Regions from separate parts of the Homo sapiens genome. Here region 2 is linked to region 1. Evidence: chromatin loops called from intact Hi-C (ENCODE). Cell type or tissue: OCI-LY7. All regions are shown on one strand. Each heading gives the region's core, and the rest is flanking DNA. Links, peaks and the distances in the headings are about the cores only. Region 1 has its middle 18 kb from the start of EPB41L1. Region 2 overlaps CNBD2 (cyclic nucleotide binding domain containing 2).

The links. A loop is a pair of places that touch in the nucleus more often than their neighbours do. Peaks named below come from ENCODE experiments on the same cell type or tissue, not always from the same donor. Only the 100,000 strongest peaks of a DNase experiment are listed, where the experiment ranks them.
Region 2: it touches region 1 in a loop (10-fold over the local background); 106 of 110 quality-filtered maps call a loop at or near these places.

What each region holds. Positions count from the first base shown.
Region 1 is chr20:36,129,108-36,144,771 of GRCh38, forward strand. It overlaps a transcript of EPB41L1 not described here. Among named protein-coding and RNA genes, the nearest start is that of EPB41L1, 18 kb to the right of the region's middle. RefSeq lists enhancers at 1-381, 9,769-9,818 and a silencer at 14,108-14,157. In OCI-LY7, for the core only: CTCF peaks have their summits at 9,738 (motif pointing left), 9,938 and 12,407; DNase peaks (open chromatin) are centred at 7,554, 9,714 and 12,439; H3K4me3 peaks cover 923 bases; H3K27ac peaks cover 2,692 bases.
Region 2 is chr20:35,987,187-36,002,850 of GRCh38, forward strand. CNBD2 (cyclic nucleotide binding domain containing 2) reads left to right here. Exons shown (of 12, transcript NM_001365709.1): 7 at 209-347; 8 at 7,852-7,966. Among named protein-coding and RNA genes, the nearest start is that of CNBD2, 26 kb to the left of the region's middle. In OCI-LY7, for the core only: CTCF peaks have their summits at 4,190, 5,734 (motif pointing right), 5,938, 8,003 (motif pointing right) and 2 weaker places; DNase peaks (open chromatin) are centred at 4,195, 5,725 and 8,005.

The DNA of each region.
Region 1 (15,664 bases), core at 5,112-13,111:
AAGAGGCTGAGGGATGGGCCTAAGAAGCCAGCATGGGTGGGGGTGAGGGGTGGGTCCTGGGAGTGGTTTGGTTTGCGAGTCCCTGTGGAAACACAGGTGGTAGAATTGGTGAATGGTATGGACCAAGAGTCCTATTCTGAAGACACCAGAAAATTCTGACCAGGCTCTTGTACGTGAGGCCTCTTCTGTTTTGCTTGGGCTGGACTGCGGGGTGAATGGCCACGGGTGTGGTAAGTTACCGCTTCTCCTGGGGGGAGCCTGGTTTGCATTGTAAATACTGCTCCTGGAGCCACTGGTCATGGTGGGGGCACTTTTTCAGACGCCTTCCTGGGGAATGTGTGAGGGCCGATTGTTAGATCATTCTTGGCACCTGGTTTGCATTATGAATGCAGTTGGGAGGCATAAGGGCAAGCATTGGGTCACTAGCGGGTCCCAGGCCACCCTGACCCCAGGCTCACTGCTCCCGAAGCACTCCCTCTCCTTGGTCTCTGGGACAGCACACCCCACTTTCTGGCTTTCTCACTCTGGCCTGCCCTCATTTGCCTGTTGCTGCTCCTCTCCTTAACTGTTCAGTGTGTGGGTTCCTCAGGGCTGCATTGCAGTTATTGTCGTTTTTAAAATAATACCGTTTTTTAATTTTAAAAATTCAATTTATTCATTTATTTTAAAAATTACAAATGAGAGCTCATTATGTTGGCCAGGCTGGAGTGCAGTGGCAACTCACAGGTGCAATCACAGCCTCAAACTCTTTGACTCAAGGGATCCTCCTACTTCAGCCTCCAGAGTAGCCGGGATTACAGAGTGTGCCACTGCACCCGGCAGGTTTGTTTTTTTTTTTTGTTTTTTTTTTTTGAGACGGAGTCTTGCTCTGTCACTCAGCCTGGAGTGCAGTGGCGTGATCTCAGCTTACTGCAACCTCCGCCCCCCAGGTTCAAGTGATTCTCATGCCTCAGCCTCCCAAGTAGCTGGGATTACAGGCACCCGCCACCATGCCCAATTAATTTTTCTATTTTTAGTAGAGACGGTATTTCTCCATATTGGCCAGGCTGATTTCGAACTCCTGACCTCAAGTGATCTGCTCGCCTTGGCCTTCGAAAATGCTGGGATTACAGGCATGAGCCACCTTGCCCAGCAGTGTTTTTTTTTTTGTTTTTTTTAATTAAAACCATAATAACATAGTACCAAGATTTGGGAAAACAGGAAGCAGAAAAAAATTACTCCTGAATATGATTGGGAGCTTGGAGTGTTTCCTTTCACCAGTTTTCCTTTGCTCTTTCTTGCACAGTCATAATTTCTACCGCATCATCAGTACTGTCCTGCATTTTTCTCTTAATGTTGTATCGGAAGCTGCCTTCCGTGTCGTTACTGAGGATTCTATTAAATACACGATCAACTCATCCCTTTTCCTGCTCATGGATATTCCGGCTGTTTCTAGTTTTTGCTATTATGAATAACAGTGCAATGAACATTGCATAAAATGTTCTTCCTGTATTTCAGATGATGATGTCTCTTGGGGTGAAGACCCAGGAAGAGAATGCTGGGTAAAAGGCTGTGGCTGCCTTAGAGGCTCTCAGTAAACTTGCCAAACTGCTATGCCAACCTTTAACCCCCAGCATCCAGGGTGAATGGCAGGAACTGTTTTTTATTTTTCTCTCTCTCTCTATTTGATTTTTAAAAATTTCTCTCTCTCTCTCTCTCTCTCTCTCTCTTTTTTTCCCCGAGACAGAGTTTTGCTCTTGTTGCCCAGGCTGGAGTACAGTGGCATGATCTCGGCTCACTGTAACCTCTGCCTCTGGGTTCAAGGGATTCTCCTGTCTCAGCCTCCTGAGTAGCTGGGATTACAGGAGCCCGCCACCACACCCGGCTAATTTTTTTTTTTTTTTTTGAGACAGAATTTTGCTCTTGTTGCCCAGGCTGGAGTGCAATGGCTCAATCTTGGCTCACTGCAGCCTCTGCCTCCTGGGTTCAAGTGATTCTCCTGCCTCAGCCTCCCGAGTAGCTGGGGTTACAGGCATGTGCCACCACGCCCAGCTAATTTTGTATTTTTAGTAGAGATGGGGTTTCTCTATGTTGGTCAGGCTGGTCTTGAACTCCTGGCCTCTGGTGATCCGCCCGCCTCGGCCTCCCAAAGTGCTGGGATTTCAGGCATGAGCCACCGCGCCTGGCTAATTTTTGTATTTTTAGTAAAGATGGGGTTTCACCATGTTGGCCAGGCTAGTCTCAAATTCCTGACGTCAGGTGATCCACCCACCTTGGCCTCCCAAAGTGCTGAGATTACAGGTGTGAGCCACCACACCCAGCCTGTTTTTTATTTCTCTTAGGTCTGAAGAGCCTGTTCCTTGTGTGTAGGGACTGCTCCCAACTGTCCTCTGTCCATGCATTCATTCATCCTAAGGCGGGAGGCAGAATAGGGCTGTGGTGTCAGGCTGCCTGGGTTCAAACCAGCCTCCCCTCTTAACCACCTTGTGTCCACTTCCTCAGCTGTAAAGTGAACATCATGACAGGGAGCTACCTCACAGGGTCCCTGTGAGGCTTTCTGTGCATGAAAGCATGGAAGACACTTGAAATACTACGGTAAGCCAGGATGACAATGGTCAGGCCTAGAGAGAGGAAGGGGCTGATCTCTCACCACCTAGTGATGCAGGGGCAGAGCTGAGGCCAGAATCAGGCTTCCTGCCTCCAGTGCTCTCTTTCCCTGATGCCAGGCTACTGCTGTGGATGGTGTGGTTTATGGCGTAGGTGGCCCTCTGTTCAAGAATATGTGGGAGGGGTGGAGGGCCTGGATGGATCTATAAGGTGGGGTCTCTCCCTTTCCTCCCAGAGCCGTCACCTTCTTTCTGGGGTGCTTTCCCCCACAAAGTTATCTCTCTAGGTTAGAGCTTGGGGCCCCAGCTCAGGCCTGTTCCCCAGAGGTATATCCAGGGGACATCTGGCCCCAAGGAATCTCCCTGGCTAGCCCTTGAGGAGGGCGTTTCAGTCTGGAGGGAAAGGTGAGTTCTGAGGACCCCTCCCTAGGTGACTGTGTCAGTTTCCTAATGCTGCCCTAACAAATGACCATATACTTAAAACAACACAAATGGATGACCCTAGACTTCTAGAGGTCAAAATCTGAAAATGGACCTTATGGGGCCGAAGTCAGGGTGTTGGCAGAGCTGCTAGGGGAGGATCCTCACCTGGCCTTTTCCAGCTCTCCAGGCCACCCACATGCCTTGGTTCATGGCCCCTTCTAGTAGCTGGGTCCCTCCCACCTCTGCCTCCGTCATCATATCTCCTCCGATTCCCCCAAATCCCCTTTTGACTTACAAGAACCCCTGTGGTTACATTGAGCCCATTCAGATAATCTAGGACCATTCTCCATCTCAAAACTCTTTACCTAATCACCTGTGCAAGGTCCCTTTTGCCACGTGAGGTAACATATTCACCTGATTCTGGGGATGAAGACATGGACATCTTTGTGGGCGGGGGGGGGGGGCGCATTATTATGCCTGCCACAGCAGCCAGTAGCAAAGATCTCTCTGGATTACTGGACCCCCAGGTCCTGCTGGAATTGTACCACTAGCCTCCAAGATGGAGGGAGGGCTTGGGGGTCCAGGCCTGATATGCTGTGGCCGGGGAGGGGTATGAGAGATTCTGTATGATGGGGGGCCCGGAAGGAAGGCAGTGCACCTGTGATAGTGTGATAAATGTGTTCAGTGAGGCAGACATTGGGAAATGTCACCCCTGGCCTTCAGAGGTAGTCCTGGTAGGTGTGGGACCCACTGTGAGGCACTGCCACAGAAAGCCAAGCAGCACCCGCTCCACACACCACCATCACTGCTGTGTGTGTACACGTGCTTGTGGGTGTGTGCACTCATCTGTGTCTCTGCATGAATACTCTTGGGAGGGCCAAGGAACAACTCTTGAAAAAGGTCCTTTCTGCTCTTGTTCTAAGAAAAATAATTACACAAGTGACTAATTTTATCCCTAATCCCATAATTACTTTATTATGTAGCTGGTGAGAGGGCCCGAGCTGTGCCTTTGGCTCCACTCTGGCTGTTAGCCCAGTTGGCCTGGTCCACCAGCGTTGAGCCCCGCCTTGTTTCTGGCCTGGGACTGCCATGAGGGCAAGATGAGTTCCATTCTGGCTGAGATCCAACTACCCTTTGGTATTTGGGGTCTGAAAAGACCACCATTTCTTCCCACCAAGCCCATGCACAAAGTAAGAGCTTGTGTTTAGGGAATTAAGTCAGTAGATTCAAGAGATCTGGGTTCTAGTTCACCCCTCTCATTAACTTGCTCCCTGACCTTGAGCATGCCATTTCCCTCTGGATCTCAGATCTGTTGTCTGTGATACAGGGCCCTGGCCAGCTTAACACTCCATGATTCCATGAGGAGAAATGGGAAGACTAGAGCTTTGAGACAGAGGTACCTTCTTGCTACCTGCTGAAAACATACCCCAATCATAGCATTAAAGATAATATTAATAGTAGCTGGGCACAGTGGCTCATGCCTATAATCCCAGCACTTTGGGAGGCCGATGCAGGCGTATAGCTTGAGCTCACGAGTTTGAGACCAGCCTGGGCAATATGCAAACCCTGTCTCTACAAAAAATACAAAAATTACCTGGGCGTGGTGGCATGCGCCTCTGTGGTCCCAACTACTCAGGAGGCTGAGGCGGGAGGATCGCTTGAGCCTAGGAGGTTGAGGCTTGCAGTGAGCCGAGATCACGCCACTGCATTCCAGCCTGGGCAACAGAGTGAGACCCTGTCAAAAAAAAAAAAAAAAAAGTAACAATAATATCCATCATTACTTGATAGCAAACCTTGTACCTGATTCTTCATTTATATTTTTCTCATTCTATACTTGGATGACTAGGTGAGGTAGGTTTTACGGAAGAGGAAGCTGAACCAGCAGTTGATAAAGTGACTCACCTGTCATGAAATGGCAGAGGTAGGACTGTAGCCTATGCTCTTAGCCTCTGCCTCCATTGTCTTTTTCTACTGTATAAATAAATGAAGGGCCACTCAGCTAGGAAGTGGCGGGGCTGGGATTTGAACCCAGGTCTGTCTGTCTCCAAAGTTCTTGCCACCTCCCAGAATTAGGCTTCCAGGGGTGATTATACTCTTGAACTTCAAATATGTAAACTTAAGCTTGACACAACAAGAAATAGCGATGGTGAAATAAATTGGAAACTCCAGTAGACCAGAGAGTTGGTAGCCCGAGGTTGTGTTCTAGCTTTGCCACTGGCTCACGCTGTGAACTTAAGCAGATCCCCACTAATCCCTAGGCCTCAGTGTTCCCATGTACACGAGGGGTGGGATTCGATGGTATCCAAAGGCCTTCCTGGTATTGATGGTTTGACATTCTAGGCCATCTGGTCCCAGAAGGTACTGTGGGGCAGGAGACCAGCTCATGGTGGAGACCAAAGGGTGGGTGAGTTGGCAGCCCTAGTTTTTTCTATTACATTTATTCCCACGAGAATAGAGATTGCTTGGACTGTGTCCCACTGAACATTTGCAGAACAACTTACCCAGGCCATGGAGTTGAGAATAAAGAGTGGAGGAGGTAGTTTCCAGGCTGTTCCTGCAAGGTTACTGCCCAGCCTGGGCTATTAGCTCCTCAGGGGTCCAGGTCTGTCATCTACCTTGCTCCAAAGGCTGCATTGGTCTCAGGTAGGCAGAAGCAATGGCTGCACGTCTGTCTGTGGGAGTCTGTGAGGGTGCCTAAGCATAATAAATAAGAACACTATTTTGTGTTTTCTCTGTCTTTTTTTTTTTTTTTTTTTTTTTTTGAACCAGGGTCCCACTCTGTTGCCCAGGCTAGAGTGCAGTGGCTTGATCACGGCCCACTGCATGCAACCTCCACCTCCTGGGTTCAAGTGATTATCCTGCCTCAGCCTCCCGAGTAGCTGGGATTACAGGTGCATGCGACCACATCTGGCTAACTTTTGTATTTTTAGTAGAGACAGGGTTTTGCATGTTGGTCAGGATGGTCTCAAACTCCTGGCCTCAAGTGACCCGACCACCTCGGCCTCCCAAAGTGCTGGGATTACAGGCGTGAGCCACTGCACCCAGCCTACTTTGTATTGTCTATTATCACGGCCTGCAACCCACTTTCCTTGAAATATTACGTTTACTTCTCTTAAAACCATATGAGGTATGTATATGGTCATTCCCATTGTACAGTTGAAGAAACTGAGACTCAAAAGGTTAAGTACTTTCCTTCAGATCACACAATCAGTGAGGGATAGAGGGGGATTTGGGATTCTGCCTCCAGAGCCCACGGTCTTGGCCTTAGGGACTGATACCACATGGGCCGAAGCAATAAGCATGAGGTCAGGAGTCAGCGGGTTTGGAATCCCCCCTCTGCTCACCATCTGTGTTTCCTTGGGCAAGTTACTTTATCTGTCTGGATTTCCGTTTCTCTCTCCATAAAATGGGTATATTAATACCTGCCAGTTGGGATTGATTTAAAGGTCACTGAGATGATGGGAAGTGCAAGTGTCTAGCCTGTGGGCTTTCACCTCTTGCCCCTGCCTCCTTCCTGCTTCCCTCTACATATCTGAGGCTCTGGCCACCCTGGAGGTCTCCCACGCATAGCTCTTAGCTTAGGCCTTTGCACAAGCTGCTCTTCTGCCTGAAAGTTGCTGTCTCTGCCTGTTGTTGTAAAGATAGACTTCCTTCACATCTAGACTTCGATCCTTTACTGTTTCCTTGAGGATTCTGGAAAGGGGAAGGGGTGAGGTAGGTTCTCCCACAGGCCTGTTCAGTGATTATCAGGACAACCCCTCGGTAGGGGCAGAATTGAGGGTAGCAGGTAGGGTCCTGAACACCCTGGAAATATAAATCCCTCCAGAAAATTTCCTCCCTTTATACTTGACAGCTTAGGAAGGGCGTGCATATGAGGTGAGTGTTTCGTCTTTGGATCATTAACCTTCCTATTACTGTGGTCTCACTTTTTCAGTTCCCCCTATTTCTTTGGCATCATCTCATGGCCTTTTACTTTCTTGTTTGGTTTTCTTGCTAGAACTTACAAAAAAATTTTCAAAATTGTGGTAAAATATACAGAACCTAAAATTTACCACCCTGACCACTTGTTTTTTGAGGGAGGGTCTCTCTCTGTTGCCCAGGCTGGAGTGCAGTGGCATGCCCTTGGCTCACTGCAACCTCTGCCTCCCAAGCTCAAGCGATCCTCCCGCCTCAGCCTCCTGAGTAGCTGGGACTACAGGCACATGCAACTGTGCCCGGCTAAGTTTTTTTTTTTTTTTTTTTTTTGGAGAAACAGGGTTTCACCGTGTTGCCCAGGCTGATCTGGAACTCCTGGCCTCAAGTGATCCAACTGCCTCAGCCTCCCACAGTGCTGAGATTATAGGTGTGAGTCACCATGCCTGGTCCATCTTAACCATTTTTAAGTAAGTGTACACTTCAGTAGTGTTGGGTAGGTTCATATTGTGTAACACCATCACTACCACCATCTTCAGAACTTTTAAATCTTTTTTCTTTCTTTTTTTTTTTTTAGAGATGGTGTCTCGCTCTGTTGCCTAGGCCTGAGTACACAGGTGCAATCATAGCTCACTCCATCCTTGAACTCCTGAACTTCAGCAGTCCACCTGCCTCAGCCTCCTGAGTAGCTGGGGCTACAGGTGCATACCGTGGTACCTGACTAATTTTTTTTTTTGTAAAAATGGGGTTCTTCTTTTGTTGCCCAGGCTGGTCTTGAACTCTTGGCTTCAAGTAATCCTCCTGCCCTGGCCTCCCAAAGTAACGGGATTACAGGTGTGAGCCTGAATTTTTTAATTTTTTAAAATTTACTTTTCCACGGCAGAGTATTGTTCTGTTGCCTAGACTGAAGTGCAGTGGCACGATCACTGCAGCCCCAACCTCCCAGGCTCAAATGGTCCTCCCATCTCATCCTCCCAAGTAGCTGGGACTACACATGCATGCCACCATGCCTGGCTAAGTTTTTCTTTTTTTCCTTTTCTTTCCTTTCCTTTTTTTTTTTTTTTTGAGACAGGGTTTCACTCTGTTGCCCAGGCTAGAGTGCAGTGGCTCAATCTCGGTTCACTGCAACCTCTGCCTCCTGGGCTCAAGGGATATTCGCCCCTCAGCCTCCCAAGTAGCTGGGACTACAGGCATATGCACTATCACACCTGGCTAATTTTTTATTTTTTGTAGAGACAGGGTTTCATCATGTTGCCCAGGCTGGTCTCAAACTCCTGACCTCAAGTAATCCGTATGCCTCAGCCTCCCAAAGTGCTGGGACTATAGGCATGAGCCACTGCGCTGGGGCAGCTAATTAAAAAAAATTTTTTTTGGATACAGATTGGGTCTCACTATGTTGCCCAGGCTGGTCTCAAACTCCTGGGTTCAAGTTATCCTCCTGCCTCAGCCTCCCATAGTGCTGAGATTATAGGCATGAGTCACCGCACCCAGCCTGAATACTTTTTTTATGTTTTGAGACTGAGTTCCGCTTTTGTTGCCCAGGCTGGAGTGCAATGGCGCGATCTTGGCTCACGGCAATCTCCGCCTCCTGGGTTCAAGCGATTCTTCTGCCTCAGCCTCCTGAGTAGCTGGGATTACAGGCATGCACCACCGTGCCCGTCTGATTTTGTATTTTTAGTAAAGATGAGTTTTCTCCATCTTGGCCAGGCTGGTCACAAACTCCTGACCTCAGGTGATCTGCCCGCCTCGGCCTCCCAAAGTGCTGGGATTGCAGGCATGAGCCACCATGCCCAGCCAAATTTTTTAATATGAAAAAAGTGAAACTATATCCATTAAACAATAACTCCCATTTCCTCCTCCCCCAACCTGTGGCAGCTGCCATTCTCCTTTCTGTAACTGCAAATTGGACTAGATACCTCAGATAAGTGGAATCATACAGTGTTTGTCTTTTTGTGACTGGCTTTTGTTACTTAGTATAATGTCCTCAAGTTCACCCATGTTGTCATATGTATCAGAATTCCCTTCCTTTCTAAAGCTGAATAATATTCCATTGTATATATGTACAACATTTTGTTTATCCACTCATCTGTCGATGGACACTTGTTGCTTCCACCTCTTGGCTATGTGAATAATGCTGCTATGGCCTTGGCTGTACAGAGATCTCTTTGACACCTTGCTTTCAATTATTTTGGATATAGCCTCAGAAGTGGAATTGCTGGGTTGTATGGTTAGCACTTTTTTTTTTTTTTTTTTTGAGACAAGAGTCTCGCTCTGTCAGCCAGGCTGGAGTGCAGTGGCACGATCTCAGGCTCACTGCAGCCTCTGCCTCCCAGGTTCAAGCAGTTCTCCTGCCTCAGCCTCCCGAGTAGCTGGGATTACAGCTTCTCCACCCCGCCCGCTAATTTTTGCATTTTTAGTAGAGACAGGGTTTCACCATGTTGGCCAGGCTGGTCTCGACTCCCAGCCTCAGGTGATCTGCCCGCCTCAGCCTCCCAAAGTGCTGGGATCACAGGCATGAGCCACCACATCCAGCCAGCACATTTTTTAAAGCCACTATTTATTGCATGCTTAATATGTGCCAGGAACTGGGTTAATGATTTGACATATATTGCCTCACTCAATCCCTGCGTCCACTCTGAGTAGTAGGAAGAATTATCCCCAGTTTGTAGCTGAGAAAATAAAGACTCAGAGAGGTTAAGTTATTTGCTCAAAGTCTCACAGCTAGGAAGCTTTGGAACATGCACTGGAGCTTTGACCTGCCGCCAAAGCCTTGCTTTTAACTATTGTGACATGCTGCCTCCCAGTGGCCTCTCTCTCCACCTGTCTATAGAATTTTCTGCCTCTGTTGTGTCCCATTTTTTTTTTCTCTCTTGCCTTGTGTGTGTTCACTCTCTCTGGAAACTTTGAACAACTTAAGTAAAGGCCCTTTGACTGCCAAGAAGTTTTGTGAGTTGGAAACTTAGAGCGGGAGGCCTGTAATTTGCTTTCTAATCATGGTCCTCTGGATTTATAGCTGCCTGTCTCCCAGTGACTGACAGGCTCTTATTCAGCCTCTTGTGGTGATTGCCTTGTGGATCCACAGAAAGCCGGCCCAAGAGGGCCAGCTTCCTGGGTACAGGGACGCTGTACCCCCAGAGAGGCAGTGTGGGAAGGGAGACGGCCCGGCTAGGCCAACGAGGATTCTCTTGGCTCACTGATTTCCTAGCAACAACAGAGGCAGAAAATTTTACAGAAAGGTGGGAAAAGAAAGGCTATGAAGTAGATTCCAGTACAATTGCCTTTTTCTGATTTTCAAAACTATCAGAGCAAAAATATTCCTAAATTTGTTTCGAGTTTTATAAGTTCAAGCCAGACTTACGGTTTGCATGATAGTCAGTTATCTTTCTGTCATCCTTTAAAAAAAATTTTTTTGTTATGCAAAATTTCAAACATACATAAAAATAAAGAGTATAGTGTAATGCACTTCTGTGAACCCATTGCCTAGGTTTAGCAATGATTAATACATAGAGTCACAGCTTGTCTATCCAATAACACAGAAGTTTAAATTTTTCCTCATTCACAGCACTAGCTCAGCGCTTCAGACCTAGTTGTTGCTCAGTAAATAAATAGATGCTGACTGATTACAAAGCCCTTCCCCTCTCTGGGTCTCAGTTTCCCCATCTGTGCAGTAAAGGGATAGGATTAAGTGCTTTCTTCTTATTATTATTTATTTATTTTTTTTAAGACGGAGTTTCACTCTTGTTGCCCAGGCTGGAGTGCAATGGTACGATCTGGGCTCACCGCAACCTCTGCCTCCTGGGTTCAAGCGATTCTCTTGCCTCAACCTCCTGAGTAGCTGAGATTACAGGCATGTGCCACCATGCCTGGCTAATTTTGTATTTTTAGTAGAGATGGAGTTTCTCCATGTTGGTCAGCTGGTCTCGAACTCCCGACCTCAGGTGATCCGCCCACCTTGGCCTCCCAAAGTGCTGGGATTGCAGGCATGAGCCACCGTGCCCGGCCTAGGTGGTTTTTTTTTGTTGTTGTTGTTTGTTTGTTTGTTTTTGAGACAGAGTCTCGCTCTGTCACCCAGGCTGGAGTGCAGAAGCGCAATCTCTGCTCACTGCAACCTCTGCTTCCCAGATTCAAGTGATTCTTGTGCCTCAGCCTCCTGAGTAGCAGGGACTACAGGTGCGCGCCACCACACCTGGCTACTTTTTGTATGTTTTTTTTTTTTTTTTTTTAGTAGGGATGAGGTTTCGCCATGTTGGCCGTGCTGGTCTTGAACTCCTGGCCTCAAGTGATCCAACCACCTTGGCCTCCCAAAGTGCTGGGATTACAGGCATGAGCCACCGCACCCAACCAGGATTAAGTGCTTTCTAAGAGACATGGTAGTCAAAGTATACACTTGGATGTCAGACACAATTGTTTTTCCATTTATTAGCTAGGTATCTTCAGGCAAGCTGAGTCTCAGTTTTCTCATCTGTAAAGTGGGGATATGACTTCTCAAGGGTGGTTGTAAGCACTGAATAAAGTAGCTGTTTTGTTGCTAATACTTTTATTATTGCTATTTTGAATATTAATATTCTGGTTGGAAGAATCCGTGTATTTCAGAAATGCAAAAATAAAATTGGAATGGACTAGAATTCATGCCCTAGGATTTGGCTTCTTTTTTTGTCCCAGTCAGCAGATAATCAGAAGCCCAAGAAATGAATAGTGCAAGAGGAGGCCCAGAGTGAGGGCCATCCAGGCTGATTTCATCTCCTCTCTTCCCCTGCCCCTGCCGTGTGTGGGTGTCACAGCCCCCACCCCCATGAGAGAGCCCGACTAGCCACCCCCTCCCCTAATGAGACAGGCCCAAGATGGAAGAGCCCACAGGTGGAGAGGGTGGTGCTGCAGGATGTCTCGTTGCTAAGATTTCCGAGGAGGCAGCAAGAGCCTGTTTCCAAAGCTGGGAGGGAATGATGGGCTGATGAGTAGATGTAGGGCATGTGGCCCCAGATGGGGTTTTGTGGGATTCTGGGCAAGGGACAGCAGCTGGGAGAAGGCGCTGGGGGCAGGAGGAGGGTCTTTGTAGAATATGGCCCCTTTCATAGACTGTGGGCTCAGGATTACGTGTTCATTTCTTCCATTTACCTCCTTATCTGTCAATATCAGACCTGCATGTGAATCCTGATTCACTCTATGACCTTTGGCAAGTGTTGTGCTGCTGTACTTGCTGGCCCTCAGTTTTCTCACCAATGGGAGGGCTAAGTGAAACATGTATAATAAAGTGCTCTGTAAAAAGGAAGACAAAGTAGAAATGTGAAGGTTCACTACGACTGTCATCTTTATTATTTTTTTTTTCTTTTACTGTCAGATGAGGGAATGGGACTCTGTTAGGTTTCTATGCATGAATAGGGAGCCCTGGAGGGTACTTCCGCTGTGAGGGCCTGTGTCAGGAGACTGTGGGAATTGGCTAGATGGGCCCCATTAGTGAAACTCCAGGGAACAACTGAAGAGGGCAGCAAAGTTCAAAGCCAGAGAGGCAGCCCAAGGGGGGCTGTGGTTGCTGAAAGGTGGGGGCTCTAGTGAGATTCTAGGAGGGACCTTCAATGGTTCAGGCCAGAAGCTTTGAGAGAGGTGAAGGTAACAGACCTTTCTTATATAAATATGTTTACACATATATACCAGAAAGTAAGCAACAAAACAAGACCCAAATGTACACAAAAGAAATAATTCCACTATCATAAAACAACGTCTGGTAACATGTTTTAAAATATTTCCTGTTTGCTTTTTTCTAGGCATGTACACATACATACATATTTTATAGAAATTGGGGCCAGGCACGGTGGCTCACGCCTATAATCCCAGCACTTTGGGAGGCTGACGTGGACAGATCACTTGAGGTCAGGAGTTCGAGACCAGCCTGGCCAACATGGTGAAACCCTGTCTCTTCTAAAAATACAAAAATTAACCAGGCGTGGTGGCGGGGCACCTGTAATCCCAATTACTCGGGAGGCTGAGGTGGGAGAATTGCTTGAACCCAGGAGGCGGAGGTTGCAGTGAGCCGAGATCATGCCACTGCACTTCAGCCTGGGCAATAGAGCAAAAACTCCATCTCAAAAAAAAAAAAAAAGAAAAGAAAAAAGAACAAAAAACGTATTTTGTAGAAATTGGATCATTTGTTACGTACCATTTTGTCTCTGCTTTTTTACCTGTATTGTGTTAAGAACATGATTATATAGCCACATATAGATCCACAACATTATTTTGTGTGGCTGCGTAGTATTTCAGCATATGTATGTATCACTATTTTTATAACGTAGCCACTATTATTGGACATATATATTAACTCCAATGCTCTACTTTACTCCTGTATACAGTGCTTAGACAAATGTTCTTATAGCCACATCTTTGTGTCATTCATTGTTCCCTAAGGATCCATTCCTAAAAAAGGAATTTCTGCGTTAAACGGTATGCACACTTTTAAGGCTTATCATGTACTTTTTCAACGATGAAAGATGAAACCAGTTGATAGCTGCATTGACACTGTCTGAATCTGCCCAATTTATTGGCGGCTCATTATCTTAATAACCCGGCAGCGGTAGCTTAGTGGGTGGGAGGCTCACTTGCACGGATTGGGCGGAGGGAGGCATCAATAGCCACTCTAAAAGGACTTTGCAAAGAGAGGCCCCTGGGTGGCCTGATGGGGCTGGGTTGGACTGTGTTGAAGGGGCTTACCTGCCCGGGCTGTGCTGTGCTGTGCTGTGTTGGCCCGACTGTATTGGTTATGGGAGGCTGTGCTGGGCAGTTGGGCTGGGTTGGCTGCACTGGCTCAGGCCTGGCAGTCTTGTCCCTGGTGTGATCCTGGGCTCAGCCTGGTGTGATCAGCGTAGTCACCAATCCAAGACATTCATTCTAGAAGCTGGCATGGCCTCCGTGGCCATGCTGACAGACTTGTCCATTCACGTAGTGGAGAGTGATTCATCAGAGCTGGTGGTGGCAGCAGTAACTCTGACAGAGTGGAACTGCTCTCACCATCCTGTCACTTGGCCTCTAAAAATAACTCCTGCCGGTTCCGAGTGACCGCACCGCCAGGTGTCTGGAGGTGCAGTCCTGTGGTTGTGGCTATGTGAGGGAGGGTGTGTTTGTGTGTGTGTGTGTGTGTGTGTGTGTGTGTGTGTGTGTGTGTGTTGGGGATAGAGGTGCCATCTGGGGGCCTCTTGATTGGTTGACCTCTGAGCCAGGGCTTTGGGGTGGGAGTATGAGAGGCAGACCAGGCTCGCTCTTTTCTACCCTCTCATAGCTGGGGACAGAGACAGCTAGTGGGGGTAGCAGTATTTTTCAGGACTGTGTGCTCACTCCCTGCTGAAAAAGGGCAGAGAGAGTGGAATGGAGAGGGTGACTTCAGAGGCAATATGACAAGGGTGAGGCAGGCTCTGGGGAAGCACAGCATTTAGCCAATCAACATCTATGTCCCACAAAAGCCCACATAAAAGCTCATCGTCTTAGTGAAGTCTTTAATGTAGGGTTCCTTTAAATTAGATACAAAATACAAAATACACACATATACAGCTAATTTCTTATCGTGGCTGATTAGAGATCATCTAGCCCAAGTCTTAACCAAGGGGATTATCTATCTATCACTCAGGGGGTGATCTATGCATGGGCTTCATGAGCTCTCTTGATACCTGAAAGATGATAAAGGTAGGTATGTGTGTGTGTGAGTGTGACTTTGTGTGTGTGTATGTGTGTGCAGGTGCATACCCATGTACATTTTTCTAGGAGAAGCTCTGCAGTTTTCATTGCATTTTCAAAGGAAATCAGGACCGATAAAAGGTTTTCTTTTTCTTTTTCTTTTTTTTTCTTTTTTCTTTTTTTTGAGACAGTGTCTCGCTCTGTTGCCCAGGCTGGAGTGCAGTGGCGCGATTTTGGCTCACTGCAACCTCTGCCTCCCGGGTTCAAGTGATTCTCCTGCCTCAGCCTCCCAAGTAGCTGGGACTACAGGCGCACGCCACCATCCCTGGCTAATTTTTGTATTTTTAGTAGAGATGGGGTTTCACCATGTTGGCCAGGCTAGTCTCAAACTCCTGACCTCAGGTGATCTGCCCGCCTCGGCCTCCCAGAGTGTAAGAATTACAGGCGTCAGCCACTGCGCCCAGCCCCCTAAAAGGTTTAGAACTGCGCTAGTCCAACCCCCTCATATTACAGGTAAGGAAATTGAATTCAGAGAGGAAAATGACTGCCCAAGATCTCACAGCAAAGGTCAAATCAAGGTTTCTTGATGCCCAGCCCAGCGCCCTCTGCCACACAGGACGCCACCCTCCCCTGCCTGGTTCCTTGAGCCAGGGTCTAGCTACCTACAGTAGGCAGGATCACAGTACCATTTTCCATACCCTCTTGGCTGGCATGGATCCAACTGAACAGGCTTGAGGCTTTCAATCACAGTGGGCAGCTGAGCCCTCACCTCCAGACCTTCCCACTCCCAGGGGAAAACCCATGGGGCATCTCCTGACTCATTCCTTTAGAGGGCATCTTTGCCCAGGACAGTTAAATCTGTCTGTTGACATTCTTATCCTGGTGGGACACTCTCTGATACAGGAAGTGCCTCTGCCTTGTGGGAAAGGAACTGACCCTCGGGTCCTGGAGGACAGGAAATAGAATGGCTGAGTGGGCCTGGGAATATTATATGATGGAAAGGCAGGAGGTCATAGCTAGTGGCAAGAGACAGATGCTGTCTCATTGTATATGGGAGGAATTAAACTGCCATAGGAGTGAATAAT
Region 2 (15,664 bases), core at 3,340-11,339, 140 kb before region 1:
GGGAGGGCCTTGGGAAAAGGAGGAGGGAGCCAAGGTGATAGCAGGTAGGAGAATGGCTACAGGCAAGGCCAGGTAATTGGGCAGGTAGCAGCGAAATCTTCCACCCAGGCATCCTCCACAGGAGAAGAGTATGTGCCCTCTGCAGATTGCTAAGGTCTGGGCACCTTGTGTGATGGAGTTGATGAATTCTAACAGGCTCTTCCCACAGGAAGATGGAGCTGTTTGCATCATGGTCTGATGAGAAGCTCTGGCAGCTGGTAGCCATGGCGAAGATAGAGAGGTTCTCGTATGGGCAGCTGATCTCAAAAGATTTTGGAGAGTCACCCTTCATCATGTTTATCAGCAAGGTGAAAAGTCTGGGGGTTGGGATGAGGGTGAACCTCTGAGGAGCATGCCTAAGATCATGTCCTGTGACCTGATGGTCAGAGTTTGAGCCCTTTTCTGCAACCTGTGCAATTCACTTCCTTCTCAGAGTTTCCATGTCCCAGCTGTAAGAGGCCTGCCTCTCACAGAGCATGGCTAGAGACATTAGATATATGGCTATTGTGTTAGAAAGAGGACCAAGGGATTCTCCCGCCTTGAGCTCCTAAGCATGCTTATTTACATATAGATGCATATTTAAATTATGCATTTGGCTGTTGAATCTTAGTGATGCCAGATCACTTTTAAATTTATTTATTTATTTATTTATTTATTTTGAGACAAGAGTCTCGCTGTTGTCAGCCCAGGCTGGAGTGCAATGGCACAATCTTGGCTCACTGCAACCTCTGCCTCCTGGGTTTCAGCAATTCTTCTGCCTCACCCTCCTGAGTAGCTGAGATTACAGGTGCCTGCCACCATGCCCGGCTAATTTTTGTACTTTTAGTAGAGACGGGGTTTCACCATGTTGGACAGGCTGGTGTCGATCTCCTGACCTCAGGTGATCTGCCTGCCTCGGCCTCCCAAAGTGCTGGGATTACAGGCATGAGCCACCAGGCCCAGCCTATTTATTTTTGAGACAGAGTCTTGCTCACTCTGTGCCCCAAACTGGAGTGCAGTGACGAGATCTTGGCTCACTGCAACCTCTGCCTCCTGGGTTCAAGTGATTCTCCTGCCTCAGCCTCCAGAGTAGCTAGGACTATAGGTATGTGCCACCATGCCTGGCTAATTTTTTTTTGTATTTTTAGTAGAGATGGGGTTTCGTCATACTGGCCAGGCTGGTTTCAAACTCATGGCCTCAAGTGATCTGCCTGCCTCAGCCTCCCAAAGTGCTGGGATTACAGATGTTAGCCACCACACCCAACCTTAAATTATCTTTAAATTGTAAAAGTGATATGACCACATTAGGAAACTTTCTGGAAAAAGGGAAGAAATCATCCATAAACCCATCATCTCAGAGTAGAGTTTCAAAATGGAATTTCTTGGTATCATGATTTTGTTTTGTAAGGCAGACTTTATTCAAAGGGGCCATAGCCATAGGTATAGGGACCACTGCAATGGAGTCTTGCAGCCAGAGACAGAGATTGGACTCAACTCTCAGTATCGTAATTTTTATGGCTCCTGCAACAAATTGCATTCCAAAAGGAGAGCCCCACCTTATCTAGTGTCCAGGATGTACATTTTTGTTGGTGCCATCACAGCTCTGCCAGCCTTGCATGTCATTTTTTCAAAAGTTTTCTAGTTTAATAGGTCGCAATTGCTGCCATACTGAGGATTTGATATTTTTTCTGATTACTAGTGAGATTTATCATGTTTGTTTATGACCTACATTTTATCTTTTGCAAATTGCTTCACGTCCTTTGCCACCTTCTCTGTTGGTTGATAATGAAAAGAAAATCTCCCATTTCTCAAGTGCTTACTGTATGCCAGGTTCTATGTTTCACATGCTTCATCTCATTTTAGTCTCTATAGCCCGGAGGAGGTTAGTATTGTCATTATTCCCATTTTACAGAGGAGGAAACTGAGGCACAGTAAGGTGAAGTGGTTATCCAAGGTCACACAGCTGATGAAGTGCAGAGGCAGGGTTCAACCCAAGTCTCTCTGACTGCAAAGATATTTTCAAGAACTTGGATTTAGGATTTGGGCTGACCTTTCTGTCTGGTTCTTACAGATTAAGCCACCACAGGCATTTGTTGAGTTTTTGCCAAGGTCATGACACATTGGTCCAGGCTCTGGAGGGATACAAAGATGAAAAAGACTGGTTTTCTCTCTTTATAGATCTCCTCCACCAGATTCCACACATAGACAAAGAAAAGTGTCAATGCCAAGTACCAAGTGATTGGTGCAAACTCTGCAAGTTACAAGATTTCAGGAGAGGGAACTCTCTAAAGGCTGGAGGCTTTAAGAAGGGCTTCCTGGAGGAGGTGAGGTGGGAGATGAGCCCTGACATATTGAACCATTAGGCAAAAGGAGGAAGCAAGATTGGTTGTGTGCTGGCACTGGCTTGTACCTGCCTATGAGAGCTGATTGTTAAATTTTCAGGAATTTTGGTAAACATAGTAATTATTACAAATTAGATGCTATAAACCTACAATTAAATAAGTTATATGGAAAATTAGGAGCTGGGCATGGTGGCTGATGCCCATAGTCTTAACGACTCAGGAGACTCATGCAGGAAGATCATTTGAGCCCAGGAGTTTGAAAGCAGCCTGGGCAACATAGCAAGACCCTATCTCTAAGAAAGAAAGACAGATGAGAGAGGGAGAGAGAGAGAGAGAGAGAGAGAAGAGGGGAGGGGAGGGGAGGGGGAAGAAAGGAAGGAAAGAAGAAAGGAAGGAAGGAGCAAGCAAGAGAGAGAAGGAAAGAAAGAAAACAAGGGTAATACATACTGAAAACTCATCATTTCCTACTGATGTTACTGCATTTTTACTAGTTTTTCTCTTCAGGTTACGTCTATTGTGTCTCTATGGTAGAAATACTATGCAATTGTGAGCATCTCTTCCCCACTCCACATTCAGTGACCTCATGTTGGTAGCTTACAATTAGCCATGGTTGGATAATTTATACAATGGAATCAGCAAACACCCTAAGTCAGGTCTTGGTTTAGGGCTTTGCTGATTGTCTTAGGAAAGTGATAAAAGAAAATGCTTATAATGCAGATTAAATTTAAAAGTGGCTTGGGTCTATAGCTGCTACACTGCAAAGAGAATGAAATCGTCTAACAATATTTAAAAGCTATTATTGCTCCGGGCGCCGTGGCTCACACCTGTAATCCTAGCACTTTGGAAGGCTGAGATGGATGGATCACTTGAGGTCAGGAGTTCGAGACTAGCCTGGCCAACATGGTGAAACCTCATGTCTACTAAAAATATAAAAATTAGCTGGACATGGTGGCGCATGCCTAATCCCAGCTACTTGGAGGCTGAGGCAGGAGAATTGCTTGAACCTAGGAGGTGGAGGTTGCAGTGAGCCAATATCTCACCACTGCACTCCAGCCTGGGCAACAGAATGAGACTCCATCTCAAAAAAATAAAATAAATAAAAACAAATAAAAGCTATTATCTGGCTGGGTACAGTGGCTCACGCCTGTAATCTCAACACTTTGGGAGGCCGAGGCGGGTGGATCACTTGAGGCCAGGGGTTTGAGACCAGCCTGGCCAACATGGTAAAACCCCATCTCTACTAAAAATACAAAAACTAGCCAGGCGTGGTGGTGTGCACCTATAGTCCCAGCTACTCAGGAGGCTGAGGCAGGAGAATCACTTAAACCTGGGAGGTGAAGGTTGCAGTGAGCTGAGATCATGCCACTGCTCTCCAGCCTGGGTGACAGAGTCTCAAAAAAAATTAATTTAAAAAAAAAGCTATTATCTCATTCATCATAGAAGTTATACCATTGAACAAATGAAGTTCTGATGTACATAGTGCTAAAGCTAAAAAACATTTCAGTTTAATATAATTTATGTGAGGGTGAGAAATAGAACAGTATATCACAAGTCAGATTTAATAACATTGAATTTATTGGGAAGAGAATGGATTGGGATGCAACTTCATTTGTCCAATCATGTTTGAGTTGCAACTATAAACTGGCCATGGATACAAGATTCAGCCAAAACCCACAAAAGAATTCTGTGAGAGCTGATTGGCTGTATGGAATTTCCTGTATGGTATATTTTATTATTTATAAATTGTGTGTAACACATTCTGTATAACAGGTTTATATGCAGGCATATGTTTTTTAGGAGAGCTGGTTGTTAAACTTACCAGCACCACCAGGGGCGTGGTGTGTGTGTTGTTATTCTCGGCTCAGTCCCAGAGAACAGAATCAAGTCTAGTTAATATAAGTAGCAAAAGATTTATTGCCAGATATCAATTGGCAGTTCCTTCTCCTCCTTGATATTTGCTTCCTCTGTGCTAAAATTTTGAGGTGATCACCTCTGCCATATCTCTCCAAATTTAACTCTAAGCTCTTTGATACTATATAGCCAGAAAAGATGGGGGGATGTGTGGTGAGGGATAGAAATCCTTTACAATATTTTCTTTAATCAGCATAATGATTACATTCTGACTGGCAGAAAGCGGGGGGTGGTTCTTCATCTGTTTTGCCTCCATTGCTTCACCTGTGAAATGGTACCAATCACCCCATAAAGTCTGGTAAGGATGAGAATCAGTTTAGTACATGCTTACTCAGTGAGCATTCCTCCCGCAATCCAGTGCTTCTCAAAGTGCGGTGGCTGGACCAGCAGCACCAGCAGCACTTGGGAACTCATTTCTTCTTCTTTTATTTTTTTTTTTTGAGATGGAGTTTCATTCCTGTCGCCCAGGCTGGAGTGCAATGGCACGATCTTGGCTCACTGCAACCTCCACCTCCTGGGTTCAAGTGATTCTCCTGCCTCAGCCTCCTGAGTAGCTGGGATTACAGGTGCCCGCCACCAGGCCTGGCTAATTTTTGTATTTTTAGTAGAGATGGGATTTCACCATGTTGGCCAGGCTGGTCTCAAACTCCTGACCTCAGGTGTTCCACCCTCCTCGGCCTCCCAAAGTGCTGGGATTACAGGCATGAACCACCGCGCCTGGCGGGGAACTCATTTCAAAATGCAAATTCTCAGGCCCACCCAAGAGCTACTCAATCCAAAACTCTAGGAGGAAGGGCTCAGTGATCTGTGTTTTAACAAGGCTTCCAGGCGATTCCAATGCACACTGATGTAGGAGAACCCCTGACCTAAGGGAGGAATTTTCAAATTTTGGTAAGCATCCAGACATGTAGGGTGCTTCCTGAGGGAGGAATTCTCAAACTTTGGTAAGCATACAAACACATAGGGTGCTTTTTAAAAAGGCAGATTTGCTGTCTCACCCCAGAGATTGATTCATTAACTCTGGAATCTGCATTTGAGCAAGTGCTGTAGGGGATTCTAATGCAGGGGTGCTGAGCCTTCATTCTGAGAAAAATAATGCGGAAGTCACTAAAGGACAGCAAGGTAGGGAGCTCTTGGCCAGAAGATGAATCTGGTTTGTTCCTTACAGTGTTTTATTAAAATCTGATTTAATCATCAATGTGAAGATTTTATATAAAAATTCTGATTTCTGGCTTTTGAGAATTCAGAGGATCAGGCAACAACAAGCCATATTTTGGTACAGCACCCCCTCCCCCACCCCCCGACCCTGGTTGGAAATGAAAAGCACCAGCCCCCTCTAAAGGACTGCTCTTTTCTCTCTTTTTTTTTCCTGCCTGGCCAGCGTTTTTTGAGTGTTCATCTCTGGGAGGGAGATCAAGCTGTCCCGACTCCTGTAGTTTACTCATATTACCACTAGAGGGCAAAATCAGCTGCGGGTGGCTGGACACCCCTGGGACCTCAGAAAGCTAGAGAAGATTTCCTGATGGCATCGAAAACTTAATGCACACTTTCAACTCATTTCTAACAGTTTATCACTGGGGGACACATAGTGGAACTGTTCTCTCCATAGATGCAATTAAAGACCTACTAAATACTTGAGGAAACCGGGCTCATGTTGTTTCTCTGGCACCTGCAGTTCCCCTATAGCTCAAAAAAAAGAAAAAAAAAAGTATGCAGTAAAGATTTCAAATCTAAACTTTACAGCTTCATAAATTTTTATATATGTATACACCTGAGTGATCATTACCCAAATCAAGATAAAAAACATTTCCACTACTCCAGAAGGCTCTCCTGTGCTCCTTCCTAGACAAAATCCCCCCACAAAGCTTAATACTCTTAAGACTTATGTCACCACAGGTTACTTTTGCATGTTTTTGAACTTCATATAAATGGAATCATACAGTGTGTATTCCTTGTTTCTGACTTCTTTTGCTCAACTGAATATTTGTTATTTTTAATTTTATAAATTATGGTGTGCATAGAATAATATGTGACCATTAAACATGATACTATAGAACCATATTGTTTGGCATGAAAAGAGGTATTTGATATATTATTGAGTTTCTTAAAAAGTTACAAGAGTCTGTTTTATGTAAATGAATTCGTTGATGAAAAATTGTAGATATACATCTTATATGTTCATAGAGAAAAGTTTGAAATAATATTCACTAATATGTTACTACTAGTTATTTCTGAGTGTCAGGATTAATGTAGTTTTTATCTCTATGTTTTTATGTCTGGTTTGAATATTTTTAAACTTTCAATTTTGGAATAATTTTAAATTTATAAAAAAATTATAAGAACAGTACAAAGAACTCCTGTAGCTGGAACTACAGGCATGCACCACCATGCCCAGCTAATTCAGCTAATCTTTTTTTTTTTTTTTTTTTTTTTGGAGACAGAATTTCACTCTTCTTGCCCAGGCTGGAGTGCAATGGCATGATCTTGGCTCATGGCAACCTCCGCCTCCTGGGTTCAAGTGATTCGATTCTCCTGCCTCAGCCTCCTGAGTAGCTGGGATTACAGGCATGCGCCACCATGCCCGGCTAATTTTGTTTTTTTTTGTTTGTTTGTTTTGTTTTGTTTGAGCCAGAGTTTTGCTCTTGTTGCCCAGGCTGCAGTGCAATGATGCGATCTTGGCTCACTGCAACCTCTGCCTCCTGGGTTCAAGCGATTCTCCTGCCTCAGCCTCCCGAATAGCTGGGATTACAGGCATGTGCCACCACACCCGGCTAATTTTGTATTTTTAGTAGGGACGGGGTTTATCCATATTGGTCAGGCTGGTCTCGAACTCCCGACCTCAGGTGATCTGCCTGCCTCAGCCTCCCAAAGTGCTAGGATTACAGGCGTGAGCCACAAGGCCGGCTTAATTTTTGTATTTTTAGTAGAGACAAAATAATTTTGTGTTGCCATGTTGGCCAGGCTGGTCTTGAACTCCTGGGCTCAAGTGATCTTCCCACATCAGCCTCCCAAAGTGCTGGGATTACAGTCCGTGAGCCACCGTGCCTGGCTTATATTTAGTTCTTATGCTTCTTCAGTTACTTGAACTTCGTATGGTGAGTAAATAACATTTTCATTTAAAAAAAAAAAAAGAAAAAAAAAAAGCACCAGGCTGGGCGTGGTGGCTCACACCTGTAATCCCAGCACTTTGGGAGGTCGAGGCAGGCAGATTGCTTGAGGTCAGGAGTTCGAGACCAGCCTGGCCAACATGGTGAAACCCCGTCTCTACTAAAAATACAAAAATTAGCCGGGCATGGTGGCACATGTCTATAATCCCAGCTACTCAGGAGGCTGAGGCAGGAGAATCGCTTGAACTCAGGAGGCAGAGGTTGCAGTGAGCCGAGATTGCCCCATTGCTCTCCAGCGTGGGTGACAAAGTGAGACTCCATCTCAAAAAAAAGAAAAAAGAACCTGAAACCACTTGCATTAAGCAAATAAAACAAAATGGGATAAGATGCAATTAAGAGAGATTTTCTTCAAAGCCTGGCCTACCTGGAGCCTTAGGGGTTAACCCTTTTCCTATGTCCCTTGCTGTGTTCAGGGCAGCTGTGAAGTCCTGCGGCTGTTGGACCTTGGGGCCTCCCCTTCCTACCGTAGATGGATCTGGCAGCACCTGGAGCTGATAGATGGCAGACCTCTGAAGACCCACCTGAGTGGTAAGCTGCCTTGGCCTGTCTGACAGCAGGGGGCGCCTGGGCCTGTCCTGTTTCCAGTTCCCAGCACATAGAGCCTTAGAAATCTAGTCAGCCAGCCTGACAGCGTATATCATCTGCACCCTTCTACCAGCGGTGGAAACCCAGTCTGCAAGGCCCTGCCCTCCTTTCCAGCCTTTTTTTTTTATTGAGCCTTTTCCCTTTTGCTGTTTAGGTTCTCCCACGTGACCATCAACTCCTTGCCTCACATATCCCCCACCCTTTTTTTCACCCAGCTCTCTTCTGCTTTTTAAAATTTATTTATTTATTTGTTCATTCTGTCTCTGGATTTGCCTGTGATGGACTTTTCATATAAATAGCATCATACATTATTTGGCTTTTTGCATCTGACTTCCTTCACTGAGCACCATGTTTTCAAGGTCTATTTATGTTGTAGCAGATATCATTTCTTCATTCTGTTTTATGGCTGAATAATATTCTAATGTATGCATATACCACATTTTTTTTGTCCACTTATCAGTTGGTGAACATTTGGATTGTTTTCACTTTTTGGCTGTTTTGAATAATGTTGCTATGAACATTTGTATGCAAGTTTTTGTGTGAACATATTTTTCAGTTCTCTTGGGTATTACCTATATGCCTAGGAGTGGAATTTCTGGGTCATATGGTATCTTAGTCAGTTTTCTATTTCTATAACTGAATATCTGAGACTGGGTAACTTATAAAGAAAAGAAATTTATTTCTTATAGTTCTGGAGGCTAGGGAATCTGAGGTCGAGGGGCTGCATCTGGTGAAGGACTTCTTGCTGGTGGGGACTCTTCAGAGTCCCGGGGCAGCAAAGGGCATCACATGGAGAGGGAGCACTTCTGTCTTTGAGATCTTAGACTACACATTCTTCCTTGAAGAAGTCTTCCTGGTTTCTCATGCTGGACCAGATCTTCCATCCTCTGCTATATGCCATTCTAGTACCCTTCAAGTACCATTCAAGTACTCTTCTGTGTTATATAACCCCACTGAAATCATACAACTGAGTCTGAAATGCTTATTAAACATCTGTTTCCCTTGCTAGAATATAAGCTCTATGAAGGCTTTGCATTCCCAGGGCTTCGTATTATGCCTGGCATCTAGCAGGTGCTCAGAAGTGAATTACAGAGTTAATGGATAAACATATTTTGGCTGCTGTGTGTGGTTTGGACACATCCTAGGCTGTGAATGTATGCGCACTCTCCACAGCCTTATCCCAACTCAGTAACAAGTATGAATAACAGTGATCATTTATTGAATTCTAATTGTATGTTTATTATATTGGGCTTGACTGTTTATACATATTGCATAATTCTCATAATAGCTCTCTTTTTGTTTTTTTTTTTTTTTTGGAGACAGAGTCTCACTCTGTTGCCCAGGCTGGAGTGCAGTGGTGCAGTCTCAGCTCACTGCAACCTCTGCCTCCCAGGTTCAGGCAATTCTCCTGCCTCAGCATCCCGAGCAGCTGGGATTACGGGCACATGCCACCATGCCCGGCCAATTTTTGTTTTTTTAGTACAGATGGGATTTCACTGTGTTGGCCAGGCTGGTCTCGAACTCCTGACCTTAAGTGATCCGACTGCCTCGGCCTCCCAGAGTGTTGGGATTACAGGCATGAGCCACCGCACCTGGCCTAATAACTCTTTAAGAAGGTACGATTGTACCATCTGACACATGAGGAAACTGGCTCATAGGGCAAATAAGTAGCAATGTAGGACTGTAGAGTTGGGATTCTAACCCAGGCACAACTGGTTCCAAAGCCCAGACTTTCTTCTCTTCATAAATATCTCCAGCCTTCTTCATTCTCCATTTCCTGTTGTTGGACATAGACGTTGTCAAGTAGCAGCCTCTAGAACTGGCCAGGGTGATAACCAGGCTTGCTGATTCTAGGGTAGTATTGTTTCCATTCACAGCTCTGTAATGGCATTTTTATTTATTTTTTTCCCCTTCCATCCTCTGCAGATCTTTTTGTGTCACCCACTTGGGTCAAGGACCCCAGCCCTCAACAGATATTTGCAGTGGCTCAGATGTCTTATCTCTTACCTCCTGCTCAGTACTGGCATGCTTCCCCCCACTTCCCTTGAGATTGTAATCTGTGTATCCTGGGGCCTCCTCCCCAAGGATTGCCTTATAGATATAGCAGTCCTCCTGAGATTAGAACTGAGGCCAACACAGGGTGGCGAGGAGAAGGGCGGAAAAAGGAGAGGTTGGAGCTGAACAGAGCTGGGTTTGAGTCCCATTTATTAGCTGGGTAGCTTTGGTGAGTACTCAAAGTCTCTGGGCCTGGTTTCTTCATATCTACCTTGGGTAGTGTCATGGTTAGCAGCATAGGCTTGGAGTCCACTGCTTCTGTTTGAATACAGGGTCCTTCTCTTATTAGTGATGTGATACTGGGCAAGTGGGCCCTATGTCTAAGTGCACCAGTGCCCTCAGAGTCTGTAAAATGTAAATAATGGTCCGTACCTCGTAGGATTGTAATGACATTAAGCAAATTAATATATAAAAACTCTTAGAACACTACCTGGCTGCATAGGCAGATGGCAGATGTTTGTTATCATTACCACAACAGGCTGCTAGGAAGGCAGAGTGAGATGATGTATGCATGAGGCCTTATAAGTACTCAGTAAATGTTTCTTCTCATGTCAATTCTTGTTTGTCACTTTTCCACTGTCAATCCACCAGAGAAAAAGTTGCATCCCACAAATTTTGATATGTTGTATTTTCAATGTTATTCAGTTCAAAATACCTTTAAATTTCTCTTTTGATTTCTTCTTTGACCCATGGAATATTTAGAAGAGTGTTTAGTTTCCAAGCATTTGGGGGATTATCCACCTATCTTTCTGTTACTGATTTCTTTTTTCTTTTTCTTTTTTTTTTTTTTTTTTTGAGAGGGAGTCTCGCTCTGTCACCCAGGCTGGAGTGCAGTGGTACAATCTCAGCTCACTTCATCCTCCACCCCCCAGGTTCGAGCAATTCTCCTGCCTCAGCCTCCCGAGTAGCTGGGATTACAGGCATGCACCACCAAACCCAGCTAATTTTTGTATTTTAGTAGAGATGGGGTTTCAGCATGTTGGCCAGGCTGGGCTTGAACTCCTGACCTCTGGTGATCTGCCTGCCTCGGCCTCCCAAAGTGCTGGGATTATAGGCGTGAGCCACCACGCCTGGCCTCTGTTATTGAATTCTAAGATAACATACTTTATATGATTTGAATCCTCTGAAATGTATTAAAACTTGTTTTATGGTCCAGAATATAGTCTGTCTTGGTAAATGTTTCATTTGCATTTGAAAAAAACTTGCTGTTTTGGGGTGCAGTGTTCTATGAATGTTAAGTAGGTGAAGTTGGTTGATAGTATTGGTCAAGTCATCTGTACCCTTATAACTTTCTGTCTACTTGCTCTATCAATTGTTAATAGAGGCTGGCGTGGTGGTTCACGCGTGTAATCCCAGCACTTTGGGAGGCCAAGGCGGGCAGATCACCTGAGGTCAGGAGTTCGAGACCAGCCTGGCCAACATATAGTGAAACCCTGTCTCTACCAAAATAATACAAAAATTAGCTGGGCATGGTGGCGCATGCCTGTAGTCCCAGCTACTTGGGAAGCTGAGGCAGGAGAATTGCTTGAACCCGGGAGGCAGAGGTTGCAGTAAGCCAAGATCACGCCACTGCACTCCAGTCCGAGCGACAGAGCAAGACTGTGTCTCTCAAAAAAAAAAAAAAAAAAAAAAAAAATTCTTAATAGAGTTGTTAAAATCTCCAGCCATAATTATAGATATATTTTTCTCCTTGTATTTCTGTCTGTTTTGCCTCATATATTTTGAAGCTCTTTTATTATATGCATAGATGTTTGGGATTGAACTCTTAATTATTATGAAATGAACTTATTTGTCCCTGGTAATATTCTTTGCTCTAAAACCTACTTTTTCTGATGTAAATTCAGCCACTTCTTTTGATTTAGTGTAGCTTCCTCTTGATTAGTATTAGTTTGGTATATCTTTTTCCATCCTTTTGTGTTTAACCTATTTGTGTCTTTATATGTAAAAGTGAATTTCTTAAAGGCAGCATATAATTGGATCTTGCTGAAAGACCCAATTTTTATTGAGATGCCTAATCATTGACATTTAATGTTAATATTGATTATGGTTGGATTTGACTCTACCATCTTGCTATTTTTCTTTCTATTTGTCACATCTATTCCCTTTTTCTTCTGTTTTTCCCTGCCTTTTGGATTATGTATTTTGTATAATTCAATCTTATTTTCTTTGTTGGCTTATTAGCTGTTTGTGGTATTATTTTCACAGTTGCTTTATGATCATTGTATATACTTTTAACTTATCACAGTCTACCTTTAAGTGATATTATACCACTTCATGTATAGAATCAGAATCTTACAATGATATATTTCCATTTTCTCCTCCTAGATATTATGCTATTGTGATATATTATACTTTAATGTATATTAAAAACCTTACCATACATGGTTATTACTTTTGCTTTAAACAAGTATCTTCTTTTTTTTTTTTTTTGAGACGGAGTTTTGCTCCTGTTGCCCAGGCTGGAGTGCAATGGCACGATCTCGGCTCACTGCAACCTCCACCTCCTGGGTTCAAGTGATTCTTCTGCCTCAGCCTCCCTAGTAGCTGGGATTATAGGTGCCTGCCACCATGCCCAGCTAATTTTGTGTATTTTTAGTAGAGACAGGGTTTCACTATGTTGGCCAGGCTGGTCTTGAACTCCTGACCTCAGGAAATCCACCTGCCTCAGCCTCCCAAAGTGCTGGGATTACAGGCATCAGCCACCATACCCAGCTTAAACAAGTATCTTTTTTGTATATTTAAAAAATAATAAGAAAAGACTCTTATGTTAACCTACATAGTTACTATTTCTGATGTTCTTTGTTCCTTTGTATAGATCCAGATTTCTACCTAATAACCACTTCCTTCTGCCTGAAGTACTTCCTTTAACATTTCTTGTATTTCAGCTCTGTTAGTGATGAATTATTTCAGCTTTTCTATGTCTGAAAACTATTTTATCTTCATTTTTGAAAGAAATTTTTGCTGGATATAAAATTCTAAGTTGACAGGTTTTTTCTTTCACTACTTTAAAGATGTTGCATTAAAGTCTTTTTTGACTTGCATTGTTTTCAGCAAATCCGTTCATATTTTTATTTATTGTTTTCAACAAGAAGTCCGTTAACATTTTATTTATTTATTTATTTATATTTTTGAGACAGAGTCTCACTCTGTTACGCAGGCTGGAGTGCAATAGTGTAATCTCGGCTCACTGCAACCTCTACCTCCCTGGTTCAAGCGATTACCCTGCCTCAGCCTCCTGAATAGCCGGGACTACAGGCATATGCTACCATACTTGGCTAATTTTTGTATTTGTTGTTGTTGTTGTTGGTTTCTGAGATGGAGTCTTGCTCTTGTCACCCAGGCTGGAGTGCAATGGCACAACCTCGGCTAGCTGCAACTTCCGCCTCCCAGTTTCAAGTATTCTTGTGCCTCAGCCTCACGAGTAGCTGGGATTATAGGCGTCCACCACCACGCCTGGCTAATTTTTTTTTTTTTCATTTGTGTATGAAATTTTTTTTTTTTTTTTTTTTGATCATTCTTGGGTGTTTCTCGCAGAGGGGGATTTGGCAGGGTCATAGGACAATAGTGGAGGGAAGGTCAGCAGATAAGTGAACAAAGGTCTCTGGTTTTCCTAGGCAGAGGACCCTGCGGCCTTCCGCAGTGTTTGTGTCCCTGGGTATTTGAGATTAGGGAGTGGTGATGACTCTTAACGAGCATGCTGCCTTCAAGCATCTGTTTAACAAAGCACATCTTGCACCGCCCTTAATCCATTTAACCCTGAGTGGACACAGCACATGTTTCAGAGAGCACAGGGTTGGGGGTAAGGTCACAGATCAACAGGATAAGAATTTTTCTTAGTACAGAACAAAATGAAAAGACTCCCATGTCTACCTCTTTCTACACAGACACGGCAACCATCCGATTTCTCAATGTTTTCCCCACCTTTCCCCCCTTTCTATTCCACAAAACCGCCATTGTCATCATGGCCCGTTCTCAATGAGCTGTTGGGTACACCTCCCAGACGGGGTGGTGGCCGGGCAGAGGGGCTCCTCACTTCCCAGTAGGGGCGGCCGGGCAGAGGCGCCCCTCACCTCCTGGGCGGGGCGGCTGGCAGGGTGGGGGGCTGACCCCCCCACCTCCCTCCCGGACAGGGCGGCTGGCCGGGCAGAGGGGCTCCTCACTTCCCAGTAGGGGCGGCCGGGCAGAGGCGCCCCTCACCTCCCAGACGGGGCGGCTGGCCGGGCGGGGGGCTGACCCCCCCACCTCCCTCCCGGACGGGGCGGCCGGCTGGGCGGAGACGCTCCTCACTTCCCAGACGGGGTGGCTGCCGGGCGGAGGGGCTCCTCACTTCTCAGACGGGGCGGCTGCCAGGCGGAGGGGCTCCTCACTTCTCAGATGGGGCGGTTGCCAGGCGGAGGGTCTCCTCACTTCTCAGACGGGGCGGCCGGGCAGAGACGCTCCTCACCTCCCAGACGGGGTCGCGGCCGGGTAGAGGCGCTCCTCACATCCCAGACGGGGTGGCGGGGCAGAGGCGCTCCCCACATCTCAGACGATGGGCGGCCGGGCAGAGACGCTCCTCACTTCGTAGATGGGATGGCGGCCGGGAAGAGGCGCTCCTCACTTCCTAGATGGGATGGCGGCCGGGCAGAGACGCTCCTCACTTCCCAGACTGGGCAGCCAGGCAGAGGGGCTCCTCACGTCCCAGACGATGGGCGGCCAGGCAGAGACGCTCCTCACTTCCCAGACGGGGTGGCGGCCGGGCAGAGGCTGCACTCTCGGCACTTTGGGAGGCCAAGGCAGGCGGCTGGGTGGTGGAGGTTGTAGTGAGCTGAGATCACGCCACTGCACTCCAGCCTGGGCACCATTGAGCACTGAGTGAGCCGGACTCCGTCTGCAATCCCGGCACCTCGGGAGGCCAAGGCTGGCGGATCACTCGCGGTTAGGAGCTGGAGACCAGCCCGGCCAACACAGCGAAACCCCGTCTCCACCAAAAAAATACGAAAACCAGTCAGGCGTGGCGGTGCGCGCCTGCAATCGCAGGCACTTGGCAGGCTGAGGCAGGAGAATCAGGCAGGGAGGTTGCAGTGAGCCGAGATGGCAGCAGTACAGTCCAGCTTCGGCTGGGCAGCAGAGGGAAACCGTGGAAAGAGGGAGAGGGAGAGGGAGACCGTGGGGAGAGGGAGACGGAGAAGGAGAGGGAGAGGGAGAGCCTAATTTTTGTATTTTTAGTAGAGATGGGGTTTCGCCATGTTGGCCAGGCTGGTCTCAAACACCTGACCTCAAGTGATCCACCTGCCTTGGCTTCCCAAAGTGCTGGGATTACAGGCATAAGCCACTGCACCTGGCCAACATTTTTATTTTTGTATAAACTCTTTATATAACCTTGTATATTTTCTGTACACAGTGTACCTTTTTGCTTTGGCTGATTTTGAATTTTTTTATCAATAGTTTTAAGCAATTTGATTATGTTGTGCCTTGGTATAATTTTTGTCATGTTTCTGTGCTTGAGGTTCATTTAGTTTCTGGGATTCCTGGGTTTGTATTTTTAAAATCTGATTTGGAATATTTTGACCATGATTTTTTCAAAAAAATTATTTGTCTCTCCCT